Linked DNA regions of Homo sapiens: region 1 is linked to region 2. A link is a loop called in an ENCODE intact Hi-C map of the cell type or tissue named here. Cell type or tissue: heart right ventricle. All regions are shown on one strand. Each heading gives the region's core, and the rest is flanking DNA. Links, peaks and the distances in the headings are about the cores only.

Evidence for each region. Hi-C counts contacts between places; a loop is a spot of excess contacts. Peaks named below come from ENCODE experiments on the same cell type or tissue, not always from the same donor. Only the 100,000 strongest peaks of a DNase experiment are listed, where the experiment ranks them.
Region 1: a loop joins it to region 2, with 2.7 times the contacts of the local background. A loop is called at or near these places in 25 of 110 quality-filtered maps.

Annotation. Positions count from the first base shown.
Region 1 is chr5:80,072,459-80,078,502 of GRCh38, forward strand. It overlaps THBS4 (thrombospondin 4), which reads left to right. Exons shown (of 22, transcript NM_003248.6): 15 at 817-869; 16 at 4,397-4,590; 17 at 5,591-5,769. THBS4-AS1 (THBS4 antisense RNA 1) reads right to left here. Exons shown (of 8, transcript NR_109930.1): 4 at 50-207. Among named protein-coding and RNA genes, the nearest start is that of THBS4-AS1, 8.2 kb to the right of the region's middle. In heart right ventricle, for the core only: no CTCF peak of the experiment used is centred there; no DNase peak of the experiment used is centred there.
Region 2 is chr5:79,699,975-79,706,018 of GRCh38, forward strand. All of the region lies in intron 1 of CMYA5 (cardiomyopathy associated 5), which reads left to right. Among named protein-coding and RNA genes, the nearest start is that of CMYA5, 13 kb to the left of the region's middle. In heart right ventricle, for the core only: CTCF peaks have their summits at 3,135 (motif pointing right) and 3,337; no DNase peak of the experiment used is centred there; H3K27ac peaks cover 3,813 bases.

The DNA of each region.
Region 1 (6,044 bases), core at 704-4,703, 370 kb after region 2:
AGACGGGTGTCTAGAAAAACAGCAGAGCCTCTTAGCTGTTGCCACTTACCTAACAAAGCAGAGGTGGAAAAATGACACACTGTGGGCCTGAAGATGGTGGGATGAACACCACACAAGATCTGAAGCCCTAGGGACTATCTCCCAGGCTGTCGATTGCCTGTGAGGTTAGTAACACGAACTTCATGATGCTCAATACAAGTATTTTTCCTGCAGAAAGGAAAACGGAGCATGGAAATTAACCATTGGGAGCCTTGTGTCCCTTTAGTCCCTAAACCCCTACACAGCCTATGTATGGACATTTCAGATTAAGTTCAGCCAGGGATGTGTTGCATCTCCCTTCTCACTCCTCCTCCCTGTCTGGATAATTGGGTATGATGTGTCATTTATTTTTAAAGCCCTGAGAGAGGGGAGTCATGGTTGCCCTCTGTGACTCACTCATGATTTTGGCCAAATTGCAAATTGCAGAAGCAAAGCAAAATCAACCTGCCTTCTCCCCATGCCTATGGCTGGCTCCCTGTGACCCGTGCCAGAGTTCCATGCCTCCACCTGCCACCATGCTACCCCAGCGCCCCTTTCCAATCAGCTCATCTGGTGTGTGGGCAGCCCATCCATGTAGCTTGATATTTTAGAAGGCTTTTTTGAAAATTCAGCATTGTGCCTACACCAATATGGTGTTGTCCTTTTGCAGTTTTGCACCACCCCGGTTCCAGAGAAATAATTCCCCAAATCCAATGATGATGGGTGAGGTCTGCCTTCTCTGGAACATTCGGTACATGCAGGCCCAGGAATAAATAACATGTGCTGTTCTCTTTGCAGTCTGATGTGGATAATGATCTGGTTGGGGACTCCTGTGACACCAATCAGGACAGGTATGGCATGTCTCCCAACTGCAGAGAGACAGATGCAAACATCCGGAGAGGGTTTTTGGTTTGTTTTTTTTTTTGAGGCGGAGTCTCACTCTATCACCCAGGCTGGAGTACAGTGGTGCAATCTCGGCTCACTGCAAGCTCCGATTCCCAGGTTTATGCCATTCTTCTGCCTCAGCCTCCCAAGTAGCTGGGACTACAGGCGCCCGCTACCATGCCTGGCTAATTTTTTTGTATTTTCAGTAGAGACGGGGTTTCACCATGTTAGCCAGGATGGTCTCGATCTCCTGACCTTGTGATCTGCCCGCCTCGGCCTCCCAAAGTGCTGGGATTACAGGCGTGAGCCACTGTGCCCAGCCCGGAGAGGGTTTTAAATTTCAGAACTTCCTGCTGCTCCATTCCTTGGGATCTTTCTGGGTGGACTGAGCTGCTGGTGGGATAATAGCCCTGCCTCTGGTCAGAATTACCATGAAAATTCTCCCTGAAAGTTCTGTATAGGGTATAACGGTGTCAGAATAGGTTACTAGGCACTCCAGCAAGTGAGATCTATTTCAGGAGAGGTAATATAGCATCATGCTTCACAGATGGGCTCTGGAATAAGACAGCTAGATATAAATTTCAGCTCCTTCTCTTACATGCCAGCTAACCTTAGGCAAATTACCTAATACTTTTGCCTCAATTTTCTCATCTGTAAAATGAGGATGACAATAGATCTAGCTCATAGGACCATCGTGAAGATTGAGTTGATCCATGGAAAGTGCTCATTATGGTTTCTGTTATATACATAGCACTCAATAGACATTAGCTCTTTTATTTTTATATTCTTTCAGCTCAGGAAAACTTCACCATCATCCCAAAATAGAAGGCTGTCAGTTTGCTGAGGGATTGCTATTATTTCCTGGTCCTTGAAATTTTTTTAATTCAGTTTTCCTTATTTAAGTGGAATTGTTCTGTGGAAGTGAGTTTTGTGAACCCTCCTAGCTCAACACGATGGAGTCCCACATTAAGACTCAAGGCTGGATCAACTGATCAGATTCTGGAAGAACATCACCAAAAACAGACGTGTGTCACTCAGCCCTAGCGGCACCTGCAACCCAAGGTTCTAAACCCTTTTGTCTCCATAGGGAATTCTTACAAAGGCAGCCAGGACAAGGATGAGAGGGAAAGGATTCTAAAAGAGAAAGCAAAAAAAGATGCAATTTCTCTCCTGATACCTGGATCAGAGGTTGCCCTGCAGAAAACCAGTTCCTGACCCAAACCTTACTCAAGGACAGCTCCTATGAAGCCACAGCTCTCTCTCTCTTTTTTTTTTTTTTTGAGATGGAGTCTTGCTCTGTCACCCAGGCTGGCGTGATCTCGGCTCACTGCAACCTCCACCTCCTGGGTTCAAGCAATTCTCATGCCTCAGACTCCCACGTACCTGGGATTACAGGTGTGTGCCACCATGCTGGCTAATTTTTGTATTTTTAGTAGAGACAGAGTTTCACCATGTTGGCCAGGCTGGTCTCGAACTCCTGGCCTCAAGTGATCCACCTGCCTCATCCTCCCAAAGTGTGCATCTCTTTCATTATGCTCTGTGTCCTTGCTGCAAAGTACATATAGTCATCCCTCAGTGTCCCAGGGTATTGGTCCCAGGATACCCCTCTGCCCCCAGGATACCAAAATCCTCAAATACTCAAGTCCCTTATATAAAATGATGTAATATCTGCATATAACCTATACCTGTCCTCCTATATGCTTTAAAAATCCTCTCTAGATTACTTAATACCTAATACAATGTAAATGCTAGGTAAATAGTTATTATACTGCATTGGTTTCTTATTTGTATTTTTTTGGTGTTATTTTTTATTGTTCTTTTTCAAATCTTTTCAATCCTCAGTTGGTTGAATCTGCGGATACGGAACCGCGGATACAGAGGCCTGACTGTACTAGCTAAGTGAACTTAAACATATTTCCCAGTCTCTTCACATCTCAACTTCTTCATCTGCAAAGAGGAGATAAATAAATGCATCGCACAGGTTATGGTGAAAAATCAAGATAATGTAGGTAAAGCTCCCGGCACAGTGCTGGCCCAAGGGTGACATGCAGAAAACAGGGGCCGTGTTATTATTGGTATCACAGTACAAGGAAAGGCACATCAGCAACAGAGCCTGACATCAGATGTCCCTCTCCTCTTCCGAGAGGAAGGTGGGACTGTATCCTGACAACTGCCCTAAATGATGTGCGTCAAGAATGTTCCCTGGTGCAGGTCATCTTGCACTCTGACTACTATCTACATTAATTTCTAAAATATCCTGTCCCACCAGCCTCTAGATATTTGCCCAAAACAAATGACTCATTCTGCTATGTTTTAATTCCCACAAAGTTGAACCTTGGAGAAGAGGATAGGAACTGCTTGTTTTTGCATAAAAATGTTCAGGGCTACATAGAACGGCTGCTAATGGAAATAGCTCAGTCTTGTGTTTTATAAAGCAGACCTGCTGCATGCACAGGGATTCTGCTGTTTGAGCCACATCATTTTCTGCTTGTCAAGGCTGACTTCACTTTCACTGGACCCTTTCTGTCCCCCTGTACCATGTGGTAGGTGTGGCCCTAGAGCATGGTCTGGTCCCTGGCTTCCCTCTCCAAAAGGGTGCAGGGGCAGCTCCTGGCCCAGGACAGGCCGCAGGTGGACCAGGTCTAAAGGAGTGCTCATTCTTTTCCAGAGTAACCATGAGAGGTCTCAGACTCCAGGACACCTCTTGGAGGCAGGGCAGACTCATCTTCAGGTGGCCCCTCAGCCCAGAAAGTCAGGTGGACAGAGAAGGAGAGTTCTGAGAAGTCCTTTAGACCAGCACTGAGCCCGGCCTACACACTCTCCTCGAGAAGGCGTGGCCCTGTTCACTTTGCCCTTCTCCCCATGGCGTTCAGGTCTGAATCCTCATTGGATCCACTAGCCAGGGATTGTGAAGAGTAATATAACGGAAAACACTGTAGGGCTTCCTAAGAGTCAGCACTTTTTCATATATTGAAATTTAATATGCAACATTCTGATTTTCATCATTTAATCTCCATAACAACTCTATGAGGTAGGTACTATTCTCATTTTACAGATGAGGACACTGAGCCATAGAGAGGTCAGGTGTCATGCCTGAGGTCACACGCTGGGCACAGTGGCTGAGCCAGGATTTACACTGAGGCTGTCTGGTTCCACTGCCTGTCATTGTTCCCCTCACACATCCTCTGAGTTGAGTATCATCTAGCAGTTCCCAGGGACTGACTGATAGGAGCATCTGGTCATAAATCATAGAAATAGACCCTTATCTTCTTTAGTAGGAAATGACTCACTTGTTTTAAGAGGTTGGGGATGGGAAAATTGTCTCTGAGGCCCATAGGGCAGCCTTATCTAAGGGAATGACCCCAGTGGGTTTGATTTTAAGAGCCAACCCTGGTTTAAAAAAAACCTCAAGCACAGACTCTCCTTCCTAAAAATGGATCCTTCCTGTTCCCTGCTGAACTGTGAGCCACATCACCTGTCCTTTCTCCTGCAGTGATGGAGATGGGCACCAGGACAGCACAGACAACTGCCCCACCGTCATTAACAGTGCCCAGCTGGACACCGATAAGGATGGAATTGGTGACGAGTGTGATGATGATGATGACAATGATGGTATCCCAGACCTGGTGCCCCCTGGACCAGACAACTGCCGGCTGGTCCCCAACCCAGCCCAGGAGGATAGCAACAGTAAGCAGGCTCAGCCCAGAGCTGCACAGCACCCCTGGGCTCCCTTCAGCCAGGCACATGGGGGCACGCCTCTCTCCAGGCACCAACTCAGAATATCCCCAGCTCCCATCAGCTGCTTCTCTACACCCAGCTTCTCTGCATAGCTGCAGCTTGTGTGGACAGCAGATATCTGGTAGACACCAGTCTCCAACTCAGTCAGGACTGAGCTGCTTTGCATCTTCCTGAACAACCCTAGGATGCCATCACACAGGTCAGGGAAGCAGCCACACACTGTGGCTCAGTCCCCAAAGGGCTTGGAGAGCTGCTCCACCATCTTACCTGTCACCTGCCACCTTCCACTGGGAGTCCCAGAAAAGGAGCAGGATAGAGAGAATGGCACAGTAGAAGTGGTATATGCTGGGTTCACAAACACAGATGCCTGCAGGTGCCAGGCAGATAAGAAAATGTCTGCACCAAGCCAGACATGAGACAGCAGGGAGTGTTGGGGACTGAAGTGACCTGGAGAGGGCATGCCCATCCACAGCAGTGCACATGCAAAAATGCCAGCACGTTAGCTGAACAACACACACGTGGGGGCCACCAGAAGTTAGTGTTAGAGATATTCTGGTAACAATAATTTCCCTGTTTTCTACACATTACAGTCCAGAAAGTGCTGTAGACATTTGCTTATGTGAGGTCAAGCTTAAGATCCACCAGTTGGTGAACTCAACTGTAGGTAATAAGAACTTCTTGAGGACAGAGTGGAGGGCAACTGCTCAAATTGATCTTTCAAAAAACTCTGGGAGGACTGGCCTGGTCACCCAGTACAAGGACTCCAGAATGGGGCCTGGCACCAGCTCAGACATGTCCCCAGGGCTCCTCTCCCAACACTGATGGGAAATCATGGCCCTGGTTGTGGGAGCTTGAGCCCTTCTGTTCCTCATGCAGCCCCCTTCCCTGCCAAGGAGTGGCGGTGGGTGTGAGCGCTATTGAGCTCCTGTCCTTTCTCCACCCCACTCAGGCGACGGAGTGGGAGACATCTGTGAGTCTGACTTTGACCAGGACCAGGTCATCGATCGGATCGACGTCTGCCCAGAGAACGCAGAGGTCACCCTGACCGACTTCAGGGCTTACCAGACCGTGGTCCTGGATCCTGAAGGGGATGCCCAGATCGATCCCAACTGGGTGGTCCTGAACCAGGTGAGTGTCACATGGGCGGCAATGGCTCAGCCTTGCCTCTCAACAGAGGCCCTTCTGATAGTGGTAGGTCATGTTTAGAGGGTGCAGACAATAAGCCAGGCATTCTTCACATTCGCTCTTATTCCTCAACAGCCCTATGACAGACTACTTCAATTATGCCCATTTTACAGAGGATGAAATTGTCTGCTACAGCTTTCATGATTGTAGCAGCTTTAATGATGGTAGCACTGTGGTAAGTAGCTGAGATGACTGGAATTGGGACCCAGGCAGTCTGA
Region 2 (6,044 bases), core at 839-4,838:
GGCTGGAGGGCCAAGCCCAAGAGAGGAATGCTGGCATCTGAAGATCAGGCCTTATTTATCTGAATAACTGACTGGAATCAGTGGTCTACTTTACCTTAGAGAGAAATGGCAAGAAATGGCAACCACTCTTATATTTTTCTTTCTCTTTCTGTTCAGTTCATACTTGCTGCTCAACCTGCTACAGTTTTCACTTGTCAATCTCATAAGTTTCCTTTGACTGAGTTTGCATAGTTTAACACTTTAGAATCATGAATTCAGAAACCCAGGCTTTAGTGACAACACTGCCACCAAACAGGTTTCAGTTTGCTAGGAAAGCCTTACGTAAGTTATTTTCTGTAGGTGAGAGGTGCTGCCTTGGGTTCCAGAATCTTCGCCAGTTAGTTTTGATTTGCAATAGAAGTAAACTGCTCAATTTAAGCAGAAAATTGGTTGGTAGCTCATAAATCATGGGAAGGTTGGAGAACTAGTCATTAAACAGGAACAGCCCCTCAAACCATGCCTTAAAACTGGTCTGATGAATTATTTCAACTCAATTTTAAAAAGACAACCCAATTTAAAAATAGGCAAAGGATCTGAATAGAAGTTCTCTAAAGAAAATATACAGATGTCCAGTGAGCACATGAAAAGATGGTCAACATCATTATCCATCAGATAAATGTCAAATAAAACCACAACAAAGCCTAAGTGTCTATTAATGGATGAGTGGATAAGGAAAATGGGATATATAGACACAATGGAATATTATTCGGCTATAAAAAGCAATGAAATTCTATCATTTGCAGAGATGTGGATGGATCTGGAGATCATTACGTTAAGGGAAATAAGCCAAGCACAGATAGACAAATATCACATGTTCTCAGTCATTGGGAGCTAAGAAAGTAGATCTCATGAAGATAGAGAGTAGATTGGTGGTTACTACAGGCCAGGAAGGGTAGCAGGGAGGCAGGGATGAAGAGAGATTGATTAATGGGTACAAATATACACTTAGGGCTGGGCGCAGTGGCTCACACCTGTAATCCCAGGACTTCGGGAGGCTGAGGCAAGCGGATCACTTGAGGCCAGGAGTTCAAGACCAACCTGGCCAGCATAGTGAAACCCCATCTCTACTAAAAATACAAAAAAAAAAAAAAAAAATTAGCCGAGTGTGGTAGTGCATGCCTATAGTCCCAGCTACTTAGACAGGAGAATCACTTGAACCCAGCAGGTAGAGGTTGTAGTGAGTGGGATTGCGCCACTGCACTCCAGAGCAAGACTCTGTCTCAAATAAACAAACAAACAAACAAATACACTTAGAACAAATAATACCTGGTGTTTGATAGATCAGTAGGGTGATTGTAGTTAACATTAATTGACTGTACATTTCAAAATATCTAGAAGAAAATAAATTAAATGTTCCTAGGGTAAAGAAAAAATAAATGTTTAAGGTAATGGATATCCTAATTACCCTGACTTGATTGTAAAATGTCTCAAATGATCACATGTACTGAGAAAATATGTACAGCTATTACATATCAATAAAAATAAATTAAAATCTCACACACACAAAACCACAATAAGATACCACTTCACACTTTCTAAGATGGCAAAGACAGATGTTGGGAGAGGATGCGGAAGTATCAGAATCCTCATATAACACTGGTAGGAATGTAAAATTGTACAACCACTTTAGAAAACAGTCTGGCAGTTTCTCAAACAGTTAAACATAGAGTTACCATATGACTCTGCAGTTCCACTCCTAGGTATGTACTCGAGAGAAATGAACACATTTGCCCACATAAAAATCTGTACATTAATATTCATAGCATCATTATTCATAATAGCCAATAAATGGAAACAACCCAAATGTCCATTAACTAATGAAGAGATAAAGAGGCCAGGCGTGGTGGCTCACACCTGTAATCCCAGCACTTTGGGAGGCCGAGGCGGGTGGATCATGAGGTCAGGAGATGGAGACCATCCTGGCTAACACAGTGAAACTCCATCTCTACTAAAAATACAGAAAATTAGCGGGGCGTGGTGGCGGGCGCCTGTAGGCAGGAGAATGGCATGAACCCAGGAGGTGAAGCTTGCAGTGAGCTGAGATCTTGCGACTGCACTCCAGCCTGGGTGACAGAGCGAGACTCCATCTCAATAAAAAGAGATAAAGAAAATGTGGGCTGGGTGCAGTGGCTCACACCTGTAATCCTAACCAATACTTTGGGAGGCCAAGGCAGGAGGATCATTTCCACCCGGAGCAACATGGCGAGACCCTGTTTTTACAAAAAAATTTAAAAATTAGCTGAGCATGGTATAGTTCTAGCTATTCTGGAGTCTGAGATGGGAGGGTTGCTTAAGCCCAGAAGTTTGAGGCTATGGCAAGCTATGATCGGCCACTGCACTCTAGCCTGGGCAACAGAGCAAGACCCTGTCTCAAAAAAAAGGGTTATATTCATACAATGGAATATTATTTGGCCATAAAAAGGAATGAAGTACTGATACATGAATGGACCCTGAAAACTTTATGCTAAGTAAAATAAGTCAGATACAAAGGAAAACATATTGTATGGTTTCATTTATATAAAATGCCCAGAATAGGCAAATCTGTAGAGACCCAGAGTAGATTTGTGTTTGCCTAGAGCTGGAAGGGAGATGTGGAAGGGATTAGGGGTGATGCTTTAGGGGCATGGGGTGTCTTTTTGGGGTGATGAAAATGTTCTAAAATTATCTGTGGTGATGATTGCACAACTCTGTAAATATACTGAAAGCCATTGAATGGTACACTTTAAAAGGGTGAATTTTATAGTATGTGAATCATACTACAATAAAGCAGTTTTTAAAAAATCATCTGGTGAGGAAACTGTTGCCATGGCTGGGGCACTAGATGTCACAATTTGTGCTATTGCCACATCCACACCAGCAGTTCCATATTGCAGCAACTGGGACCCCTGCTACTGCCAGAGAGAACAAGGAGCTGCACATCTATTTCTTTCCTCAGTAGCTCTCAAGTCGGTCTAAAAACGGATGTGAAGGTCTTCACTAGGAGAGTATCTGGTGCTGTCAGCTCTGTCTCCCCAGGCCCCCCAAGGTGGGGAATTCACCAACTGGGAAGAGAGATCATTTGCTCAACTGTCTTTTTGGATGTCAGATGTCTGCTGGACCAGCAGGGGGCCCCGGGCTAGGCTTTTCTTCAGATTTTGTTACCTGACCCTCAGATCATTTAACACAGGATGCAGTATATTTTGCTATTTCTGTGGATGTACAACACTTTGTTTAAGCAATAGAATAAACTAGTTAATATTTCCCAAGGAAATTTAATTGAAAATACAACATAGGTCAGTGAACAGATAAAACCATATGAGGTTGAAGTTTTCCCCCATTAAATATCAGCTGAATCTGAGTATTCACTGTTTATTCCAGCATGGACATTCCATTTTACAATAAGAACAAAAAAGTCTTTCACTCTGGCCTCAATATGACCTGTCTTACACACCTTGGTATTTCTGCTTTGAGGTTTCAAAACTCCTTTGAGATCGTATCACTGTTTGCTATTATCAGGAATTTAATTCCTTCTAAAGCCTTTTGGTCTGTATGCCTAGGGTAATCCTCCTTTGGAGAATTGTCACCATCTCACAGGTGGGCTATAATAGAGTGTATGTATGACCCTGGTTCAGGGGAGAAATCAGACTCCAGTAGTGTCAGATTGTCTTCTCTGGTAAGTTGGAAATGGAGGCAGAGATTCTCTTTAGTTAGCTTGGAGGTTTGGGGGACATTTCTCAACTTTTTGGAGATCTAGTCAACTTTATTTTGATCTTTTCTTGAAAATTATTAATTTTTCTGTCAGTCAAAAAATATTCTAGGGCCGGGAACAGTGGCACATGCCTGTAATCCCAACACTGAAAGGCTGAGGCAGAAGGATTGATTGAGCCCAGGAGTTTGAGGCCAGCCTTGTCCACATAGGGAGACCCCCATCTCTACAAAAAATTAAAAAATTAGCTGGGCATCGTGATGCGCACCTGTAGTCCCAGCTACTTGGGAGGCTGAGGTGGGAGGACGATTTGAACCCAGAGGTCAAGGCTGCCATGAGCTGCGATTGCACCACTGCACTTCAGCTTGGGCAGCAAAGTGAGACTGTGTTAAAAAAAAAATTCTAAATGTACATCTGTGAAACTGTCCAAACTGTCCAAGATGTGGTAAAGAAGAATATTAGCTAAAATTGCTGAGCATAATTTGGTATCTAAGATGGTGTCCAGGAAAAAAAAAAAAAGGTATTTAATGCTAAATAAAAACTCTCTGTCAAGGCAGGAATCCCAGAGTGTAGAAGGGTGGGGAGGTGACAATCCATAGGGAAAGGGTATGACCCCCACTGTGGGTCTGAATGCTGTATCACACTCAAGTGTGTTTCTGAAACCTTAAAACAGTTCACCCAAAGTAGAGCGACCAGAATCCTGTGAGCAGACCCTGTGTGCAAGGGTCTGAAAGCCATTCGAACTGGTCCTATCACCCAGGAGAGGCTCCATCCTTCATCAAAGCAAGTCATGCCAACAAGCAGAAGTTTTCCTACCCCTTTATTTTTGTTCTCTTGGATATAGATATTAGAAGAGGGAAAAGCAATAAAATATCTTTTCTGAAAGCCAGGAGTCCCTGCCTTTGTTCTTGGTTGATCTCTTAATCTCTTTGGGAAATAATTTTCTGTTACTGAGGGTGCCATTTGGGGATAGCTATGTTGAGAGAGAGAGAGGGAGAGAAAGAGAGAGAAAGAGGGAGAGAGAGAGAAAATACTTGTAGAGACAAGGAGAGACCAGAGCCAAATTGACACATCAGAGATAGAGTAGCTCCCTTGACTCCTGATGGTTTTCCTGTTTCCCCTTCACTGGGAGGCCTAAATATACCTCTGGCCCCTGGAACCTATGAGAAGTCTCTATTTCTTTAAAATAAAAACCCTCTATTTAACCTAGCCTGAAAGAGTTTGTTCCTTACCACCACAAGTGCCTTAACCCCTTCTTAACATTTCTAACAGCTTTTAAACATTTTTCTCCTGGCTTGGCGCAGTGGCTCACGCCTGTAATCCCAGCATTTTGGGAGGCCGAGGTAGGCAGATCATGAAGTCAGGAGTTCGAGACCAGCCGGGCCTAGTATGGTGAAACCCTGTCTCTACTAAAAATACAAAAATTAACCAGGCGTGGTGGCGCACGCCTGTAGTCCCAGCTACTCAGGAGGCTGAGGCAAGAGGATCTCTTGAACCTGGGAAGCGGAGGCTGCAGTGAGGCGAGATCGTGCCACTGCACTCCAGCCTGGGTGATAGAGTGAGACTTGGTCTCAAATAAATAAATAAAATAAAATAATTTTCTCTTGCAGGCCTTGGCAACACATGTGCTCTAAGCCAGAGCTAGCCAAAAGAACCCCTTAAAACTGGAGTTATGCCCAACATGTCCAGAAATACTATAAATAGATAGATAGATATAGTATTTTTTTTTTTTTTACAATCAGGAATGTTTTGGACATCAATAATAACCCTAACACTGAAACCCAAAGCTACCATTAGTCCTTAATCACCACAACATGCCTGCAGAAAATTTTTAAAAACCTGCTTCAGAATTGAAAGAACTTTTATTTCCCACCCACACATCTTCCCACTGCAAATATTTTAAACTTGATTGAACAGAGCTACAGACCTGAAGAAAGGTCTATATTGACCTAACACCAACTTAAGCATATATCATCCAGGAGCTGGTAGAGAAAAAGTCTTGATCAATTTCAGTTTGATCTCACCAATCAGCGTCTAGGACTTTCTTTCAATCTCTCCTGGAGTTCTCTTGGAGAACTGAATACTAGCAGTTCTCTGGAATGCACTGTTGATAGCCACTTGACCTCTTTGAGCCTCAGACTCTGAAAGAAGCAGGTACTGCTACCTGCTTCACAGGTACCTGTGGGGGTAAATGAGAATGGAGATACACAAGGACATCATATGTTCCTGGCACAGAGTGGGACATGGACGAGTGTCAGTTTTCTCTTCTCTCCCTTCCCCATCATCTACTAGTACCCTGAACTATTGCAGGATCTGGCCA